2 separate regions of the Homo sapiens genome follow, and region 2 is linked to region 1. Evidence: chromatin loops called from intact Hi-C (ENCODE). Cell type or tissue: HCT116. All regions are shown on one strand. Each heading gives the region's core, and the rest is flanking DNA. Links, peaks and the distances in the headings are about the cores only.

Region 1 (4,381 bases), core at 282-4,281:
TGGGCCAGAGGGCTGTAGGCGATTCTGCTGCACACTCCAGGTTGACAGCCCCCGCTGTGGGCTCTAGAGTGACACCTGCGGTGCAGTTTCCCTCGAGGGCCTCTGCTGTTGGCCAGGACAGGCACTCACCTACCTCCTATTCCCAGCACCACCCTCCATCTCTGGTCAGGGCGAAGCAAGAGTGGAGGGAGGGAGGTTTGGGGACGTTCAGGGTGATATCAAGTCTGGACAGCTGCCATGGCCAGTCCACCACCTCCCTTGTCTGAGCCAGGGGCAGATCATACACTCATCAGCAGATTATTACTCATCTGTTAATGGGTAACACCTCGGCCCCACCATGCAAGGCTGAGAGGCCAGCGTGAGATTCTGCACTGAGCGGGGGTAGGGGTACTCCACACCCCAGGTCTCCATCAGTCACCACCATCGTGGGTCTGGCTCCTATCCCTCCCCAGCATTCAGAGGATAATCTCCCTACATGGCCTTGGACACCCAGCTCACTGGGTCGGGTAGCCTGAGGCCGGGATGCCAGGCCTTTGCACAGAGACTGTCTCAGAGGCCACCCCTCCCACCAGCGCTTTGGACCTTTCTCCACCTTTACACCCCACCCAGCCAACCCAGGCTGCACACCCCTCGGGCGCAGTGTTGGCACTGAGTCTGGTGACCGCTCGCTGGGAGGAAATGTTGGCCTGCATGACTGAGTGACCTGACTGCTGGGAGGCCGGGGCTGGGGGAGACGGGATGCCGGGGAAATGGGTGCCCAGGCCAGGACAGAGTGCGCACAAGCAGCCTAGCCTCAGGCATCCGTTCTCCCTGACTGCTCTGGGGCACAGAGGCAGGGCAGGGCCCAGGATGTCAGGCCCCACCCTGCAGCCATGATGCGGGACTGAGGCTAGCCGGGCCTTGAATCCTACCCCAAACCCCCGCAGGTGGGGCCAGGGCCATGAAGGGCTGGACCCCTATCTCCCTGGCGGCCACAGTCACATCTTTGCCCCTAGGGCTCAGGGGATTCCCTTGGAGGCTTTTAGAGCTCAGCAAGAATCAGTTCAACCTGTGGCTGCTGGGGTGTGGGCGGGTTCTGCATGATTTGCGGGCCCAGCACCCATCATGCCTGTCCGCAGGGCTCAGCGCCCCTGGTGCAGGAGGAGAGGGAGGGCAACAGGGCTCCCCTGTGGGCCGCTGGCCTTGGGGGTTCCTCCCTTGGCTCTGGGCTTCTCCAGCTGTGGTTCCAGGGCAAGCCTCTTTCCCTCCCAGTCTCAGTATGTGTTCCTGTACCGCCCCAGTGCTGTCCTGGGACTGGAGGTCTCCAGGCCCCAGCTGGGGTGTGGCCAGTGTCAATGTAGCTGCAGTGACGGGGTGTCTCCCCACCCCGGCACCTTCCTGCCTCCGGGGCCCCGCAGCCCAGTGCACAGTGTCATGGTGCACTCCAGGACGGAGCTCTCCCCTCACAAGCTCTGTGACCCCAGGCAGGCTCTTCAGCCTCTCGGTCCCTGGTTTCCTCCCTGTAAATGGGATACTACGCCATCTTTATAGGGCTTCCATGATTCAGTGAAGCCATCTGGTTTCAGGCCAATTGCCTGGAGAGTGCCTGCTCACAGGACATGCGGTGTGAGCTGAGCTAGGATTATGGCGTAGCTCTCCAGCACACTTGTGCACTATACACACACATACCATTTCCGTCTTACCCACCACCGTACTAAGGAGGACTTTTTAAGAAGGGGCACACACTTTAGAGTTAATGTTTGTTACACAAAGGTGGCCCACGACAATTAGTGCTCATTTAGCACGTGCCTGGCAGCAGGACCTTGCCCACCTCTGTGAACAGGAGCTGCCCCTTAGTGAGGTGAGACTGTGCTGGCCACACGGCAGGACCTGGCCATCCCCAGAGCTTCCCAGCTGGAGGCTGCCAGCTGCTGCCCTCAGCAGTGAGGAGTCCTCAGAGGCTCTGGAAGTTACAACCCTGACCCTCCGCCTGAGACCTGAGCCCTGCCAGGCCTGTCTGTGTGCACAGCACCAGGGTTAAAGTGGGGCCAAGTAGGGCAGGCGACAAGCAAGGTCCCCTGCGGTGGGCGGGCTGAGGGTGGGGCAGGCTGAACTCTGCCAGCCCAGGGCGGGCCGGATGACCTCAGCTCCGGGTGACACCGGTGGGCGTCGGGTGTGGCCTCAGACAGCTCCCTTCCTCCCCGGCTGGTTGCCAGGTCAACACCGGGTGGGACTAGCCTCTGGTGTCGGCAGTAGCCCCATGCTCCCGGCCTTTGGGTTCTTGCATGCGCCGTCCCCATCACCTGGCTGCCCCTCTCACTTCCGTCTCCACCTGTCCCGGGTCACCTGTCCTTCAAGCCAGAAATTAAGGACAGCACCCCCTCCCAGACCGCCTGGCTGCAGTCCCGGGATGGGCGCTCCTAGTCGCCTAGATCGGGCCCCCGCTGAGCCCGATCCCCCTCCCCGCTCCGCGCCGGAGCCGAGCTCCCTGCGCCGGACCAGCAAGCGCCCGGGCCTCGACTTCCCCTTCCGTGCAATGGGAAGCAAGCCTCGCTTTCCTATGAGCAGGGTGTCGGCTCCGCGCGGGCCCCGGCCCTGGATCCTGCTTGGCTTTGCCTGGAGCCTCATTCTCTCCGGCTGTGCCGGGGGAGGCTGGAGGCGGCGGCGAGGGGGACAGGAGTGTCGCCCGGCTCCTCCGCCCGCGGCCGCCGAGGGACGTGGTCGGGCGTTCCTCTCTCGAGCCGGGAGGGGGCGCTGGAGCACCGGGAACCCGGGGCCGTTAGCACCGCCCCTCCTGCCGACGCCCCGCCTCCGGCCGCGTTTCCCCGGGCCTGGTCCCGCTCCGCTCCGCGGCGCCTCCTCTCCGCAACTCCCACTAGGAGGGCAGACCCTCAGCCGGAGCCGAGGCCGCGCCCCGCAGCCGCGCCCCGGGGCTGCCCCTGTGGGTGGAGCCTCTTAGGACGACATCCAAACACCCCGGGCGGGCGCGGGACTCACGCCGGGAATCCCAGCACTTTGGGAGGCCGAGGCGGGCGGATCACCTGAGGTCAGCAGATCGAGACCAGCCTGAGCAAGATGGTGAAACCCCGTCTCTGCTAAAAATACAAAATTAGCCTGGCGTGGTGGTGGGTGCCTGTAATCCCAGCTACTCAGGAGGCTGAGGCAGGAGAATCGCTTGAACCTGGGAGGCGGAGGTTGCAGTGAGCTGAGATCACGCCACTCTGCACTCCAACCTGGGCGACTGAGCGAGACTTCGTCCCAAAACAAACAAACAAAAAAACCCACCAAAAAATAAAAAACTGAAACCGTATTTTTTTTTTCGACAGGGTCTTGCTCTGTAACCCAAGCTGGAGTGCAGTGATGCGATCACGGCTCAATGCAACCTCAACCTCTCCGGGCTCAAGTGATCCTCCCACCTCAGCCTCCCAAGTAGCTGGGACTACAGGCGCCGCCACTCCTGGCTCCTTTTTTTTTTTCTTTTTTGAGACGGAGTCTGCCTCTATCGCCCAGGCTGGAGTGCAGTGGCTCGATCTCGGCTCACTGCAACCTCCACCTCCCAGGTCCAAGCAATTCTTCTGCCTCAGCCTCCCGAGTAGCTGGGACTACAGGCGTGTACCACCGTGCCCGGCGAATTTTTGTATTTTCAGTAGAGAGGGGTTTCACCGTGTTGCTCAGGCTGGTCTCTCTCTCGTGACCTCCAGATGATCCGCCCGCATGGTCCTCCCAAAATGCTGGGATTACAGGCGAGAGCCACCGTGCTTGGCTAATTTTTTTTTTTTTTAGATGGAGTCTCTATCTGTCGCCTGGGCTGGAGTGCAGTGGCGTGATCTTGGCTCACATCAAGCTCTGCCTCCTCGGTTCACGCCATTCTCCTGCCTCAGCCTCCTGAGTAGCTGGGACTATAGGCGCCCACCACCACGCCCGGCTAATTTTTGTATTTTTAGTAGAGACGGGGTTTCACTGTGTTAGCCAGGATGGTCTCAATCTCCTGACCTCGTGATCCGCCCGTCTCGGCCTCCCAAAGTGCTGGGATTACAGGCGTGAGCCACCGCGCCCGGCCAATTTTTGTATTTTTAGTAGAGACGGGGTTTCACCATCTTGGCCAGGCTGGTCTTCAACTCCTCACCTCGTGATCCACCCGCCTCCGCATCCCAAAGTGCTGGGATTACAGGTGTGAGCCACCGTGCCCAGCCTACTTTTTAAAAAAAATAATAATTTTTTAGAGATGGGGGGGATCTCACTATGTTGCCCAGGCTGGTCTCGAGCTCCTGGGCTCAAGCGATCTGCCCGCCTTGGCCTTCCAAATTACAGTCGTGAGACACTGCTCCTGGCCATAAAAAACCCCTCTGAAACTGGGTGATTTGTAACACATCCAGAGGGAAACGTCTGGAAACTGCTGTCA
Region 2 (4,381 bases), core at 183-4,182, 220 kb after region 1:
AAGCCTCCTTAGTCACAGCCTCTGGGCCTAATGCACTCCCTTCTGTGGCCAACCTCACCTACCCTGTCACCTCAGACTCAGAAGGAGGGCCGCAGAGCCACCTGGACCTGAGCTTCAATTCTCTTAAGGCTCTACCAGGGTGACCCTTCAGCGGAGAATCCAGAGTGGGGGCTGCATGTGAATGAAGCTCAATCATGGGGGGCTGCATCTGAAGCTCTCAAGCAATGGAGGCTGGATCTGAAACTGTCAATCACTGGGGGCTGCATGTGAAGCTGTCAATCACTGGGGGCTGTATCTGAAGCTCTCAATCAGTGGGGGCTGCTCTGGGGCTCTCAATCAATGGGGCTGCCTCTGAGGCTCTCAGTCAATAGGAGCTGCATCTGAGACTCAGTCAATAGGGCCTGCATCTGAGACTCTCAATCAATGAGGACTGCATCTAAGACTCTCAGTCAATAGGGGCTGCATCTGAGACTCAGTCAATGAGGACTGCATCTGAGAGTCAATCAATAGGGGTTGTGTCTGAGACTTAATCAATGGGAGCTGCCTCTGAGACTCTCAATCAATGGAGGCTGCGTGTGAAGCTCTCAATCAATGAGGGGTGCATCCGGGACTCTCAAGCAACGGGGGGTACATCTGAGACTCTCAAGCAATGGGGGCTGCACGTGAAGCTCTCAATCAATGGGGGTGCATCTGAGACACTCAAGCAATGGGGGCTGCATGTGAAGCTCTCAATGGAGGCTGCATCTGGGGCTCTCAATCAATGGAGGCTGATTCTGAAGCTCTCAATCAATGGGGGCCGCATCTGAATCTCTCAATCAATGGAGGCTGCATCTGAAGCTGTCACTCAGTGGGGGCTCCATGTGAACCTCTCAGTCAATGGGGGCTGCATCTGAGACTCTCAATCAATGCGGGCTGCATTTGAGATTTCAATCAATAGGGGCTGCATCTGAGAGTAATTCAGGGTTGTGTCTGAGAATCAGTGCGGACTGCCTCTGAGACTTTCAGTCATTGGGGGCTGCATCTTAGACTTTCAATCAACAGGGGCTGCATCTGAGACTTTCAAGCAATGGGGGCTACACGTGAAGCTCTCAATCAATGGGGGATGCATCTGAGACTCTCAACCAGTGGGGGGTGCATCTGAGACACTCAAGCAATGGGGGCTGCATGTGAAGCTCTCAATGGAGGCTGCATCTGGGGCTCTCAATCAATGGAGGCTGATTCTGAAGTTTTCAATCAATGGGGGCCACATCTGAATCTCTCAATCAATGGAGGCTGCATCTGAAGCTGTCACTCAGTGGGGGCTCCGTGTGAACCTCTCAGTCAATGGGGGCTGCATCTGAGACTCTCTATCAATGGGGGCTGCATCTGAGACTATCAATGGGGGCTGCTCTGGAGCTCTCAATGGGGCTTCCTCTGGGGCTCTCAGTCTATGGGGCTGCATCTGAGACTGCCAATCAATGGAGGCTGCAGTTGAGACTTCAATCAATAGGGGCTGCATCTGAGAGTCATTGAGGGTTGTGTCTGGGAATCAGTGGGGACTGCCTCTGAGACTCTCAGTCAATGGGGGCTGCACCTGAGACTTTCAATCAACAGGGGCTGCATCTGAGACTCAATCAATAGGGGCTGCATCTGAGACTCTCGATCAATGGGGGCTGCATCTGAGACTCTCTATCAGTGGGGCTGCCTCTGGGGCTCTCAGTCTATGGGGGCTGCATCTGAGAGTCAATCAACAGGGGCTGCATCTGAAACTTAATCAATGGGAGCTGCCTCTGAGACTCTCAATCAATGGGGACTGCATGTGAAGCTCTCAATCAGTGGAGGCTGCACCTGGGGATCTCAACCAATAGGGGCTGCATCTGAGACTCAATCAATGGGGCTGCATCTGAGACTCAATCAGTGGAGGCCGCATCTGAGACTCTAATCAATGGAGGCCGCATCTGAGACTCAAAACGGTGTGGGAGTGCACGGCAAATCTGGCCTTTGGTGCCCTCTGGTGGGCATTGCATGCCCTGCTGACCAGTCTGAGGACAGAGATGAGGGAAAGAAATCAGGGTAGCGTGGGGCTGTCCAGGGTTTTCCCCACCGACATGGATGACAGGGTGACCCTGAAGAAGTCACTCTTTTCTCTTAGCCTTGGCTTCCTAATCTGCAAAGATGGTGACAGATACATTCCATTTCAAAAGGCTGCCAGGGTCTAGGCGCAGCTGCTCATGCCTGTAATATCAGGTGCACTTTGGGAGGCTGAGGGAGGAGGATCACTTGAGCCCAGGAGTTTAAGACCAGCCTGGGCAAGATAGTGAGACCCCCATCGCTACAAATAAAATAAAATAAAATAAAAATTAGCTGGGTGTGCTGGTGTGTGCTTGTGGACCCAGGTCCTCCGGAGGCTGAGGTGAGAGGATCACCTGGGCCAGGGAGGCCAAGGCTGCGGTGAACCATGATTGTGCCACCACACTCCAGCCTAGGTGGCAGAGTAAGACCCTATCTTTAAAACACAAACAAAAAACAAACAAACAAAACTGCCAGGGATGAGATAGTTCAGGCAAGACTGTGCAAGTCCACAGCCCTGGCAGTTCCTTCCTGTGTCTCCCAGACAGAGGGGCTGAGTTCCAGAAGAAGAGGGTTTCACCGTCCCGCGCCCTCCCCTCCATCCTGTGTCTGGCTGCCAGGGGATGTTCCTAAGCCCTTCAGGTTCCTGCTGGCCATAGGACAGTCCCCGAGTGCTCTGGCCTGGCTCTCGAGGACGGGGATGCCCTGCCTGTCCCTTCCCCAGCCTCAGCTGTGCTGACACCTTCCATCCCCACACACACCTATACTGTGACCACCTCCTGGCCTTTGCCCCTGCTGACCCCCTTGGTCACTCCCTCCCGCTGTCCCCTTGCCCTCTGACAAATTCCTATCTTCCTTGTAATCCCAGTGTGGGTGGGCATCTTCTCCTCTGAGAACCTTCCTGGATCCCACTGCTCACCCCCACCCCGCCCCGGCCTCCCCTCTCCCCGGCCCCACCCCGGGTCTTCCCTCTCCACAGCTCCGCCCCAGCCTGCAGTCCACTCGCGTCTTGTCATATGAGACCCTGGGTGTCTCACATCCGACACGGCTTTAATTTTTATCTTCCTTACATGTTGTTCTCCCTTGTTGAACTAGGAGATCCCCTGACCTTGGTTTTCTTCCAGGCCCCGGAGACGCCTGGCCTGTGTTGAGAAGGGTACAAGTGTGTTGAAACCTCTGTCCGACTGAGGCGGCACATCAGCAGAAAGGAGCCAGGGAGCCCAGGGACGCCTGCGGGCAGTCCCTCTGCCCTCCTACCCACACCTGCTTCTGGGCAGCCAGTGTTCATCTCTCGGAGGCCATGGGCCTGGGGACTGGGTTCAGGTGAGCCATGCTGCAGGTGCTCCCCACGCCTCGCAAAGCTGGCAGGAGAGGACTAGCAGCCTGCACTCCCGGTGCCCACCCCGGGTCCAGCTGGGCCAGAACTTTTTGTTCAGAAGAAAGCCAAGGCTGTTCTTTCCAGAATCCATGTTGAAGGGTTTCCTCTTCTCCCGGGACTGCAGCTCACAGGGACCTTCCTTCAGTTGTTTAATTTACTCTATAAGTTATAGCAAAAAGAACATTGATTCAAGACAATCCCCATCAGAGTCTCAGCTGGCTTCTTTGTAGGAATTAAGCTGATCTTAAAATTCATGTAGAAACTCAAGGAACCCAGACAGCCAAAAAAAAATCTTGAAAAAGAGCAAAGATTGGAGGATTCACACTTTCTGATTTCAAAATTTACTACAAAGCTACAGTAGTCAAACCTGTGTGTGCTTGTATAAAGACAGACATATAGACCCATACAATAGAACTGAGATTCCAGAAAGAAACTCACATTTAGGGGTCAGTTGATTTTGATGAGAGCCAAGGCACTCTCATCAAAATCAATTGACCCCCAAATGTGAGGGTGAAGTGGGGAAAGAACAGTCTTTTCTTCAGCTGGGAGAGCGGAGAGCCACCTGCAGAAGAACGAAGTTGGAGCTCTACTTCACATCATATACATAAAGTAAATGAAAATGTACAAGACCCTTTCAGTTTAAAGATTATAATCTCGAATCCACATTATAACTAACCTTTAATCCACATTTTAACCAATCTTTGATTATAACTCATCTTTTAAAGAATCTTTAAATAATCATGATAACTAATCTTTAAACATCTCCAGTTTTGGTGTGGTATCAAAGAAGGATAGTCACAACTATCTAAAGACTGTATTGAATTACTCATCCTTTTCCAACAGCATGTCTGTGAGCGGCTGAATATTCCCCACAAACTTCAACCAAAACAACGTATCACAACAGACTCATGCAGAAGCAGATATGAGAATCTACCTGTCTCCTATCAAGCCAGA

Evidence for each region. Peaks named below come from ENCODE experiments on the same cell type or tissue, not always from the same donor. Only the 100,000 strongest peaks of a DNase experiment are listed, where the experiment ranks them.
Region 2: a loop joins it to region 1, with 7 times the contacts of the local background. A loop is called at or near these places in 78 of 110 quality-filtered maps.

What each region holds. Positions count from the first base shown.
Region 1 is chr14:103,072,998-103,077,378 of GRCh38, forward strand. No RefSeq gene overlaps it. Among named protein-coding and RNA genes, the nearest start is that of LBHD2, 9.0 kb to the right of the region's middle. RefSeq lists an enhancer at 1,817-2,408 and a silencer at 2,602-3,051. In HCT116, for the core only: a CTCF peak has its summit at 2,718 (motif pointing right); a DNase peak (open chromatin) is centred at 2,864; H3K4me3 peaks cover 1,749 bases; H3K27ac peaks cover 2,025 bases.
Region 2 is chr14:103,290,992-103,295,372 of GRCh38, forward strand. LOC105370686 (a long non-coding RNA gene) reads right to left here. Exons shown (of 3, transcript XR_944246.2): 3 at 3,083-3,586. Among named protein-coding and RNA genes, the nearest start is that of EIF5, 41 kb to the right of the region's middle. In HCT116, for the core only: a CTCF peak has its summit at 2,001 (motif pointing left); a DNase peak (open chromatin) is centred at 1,970.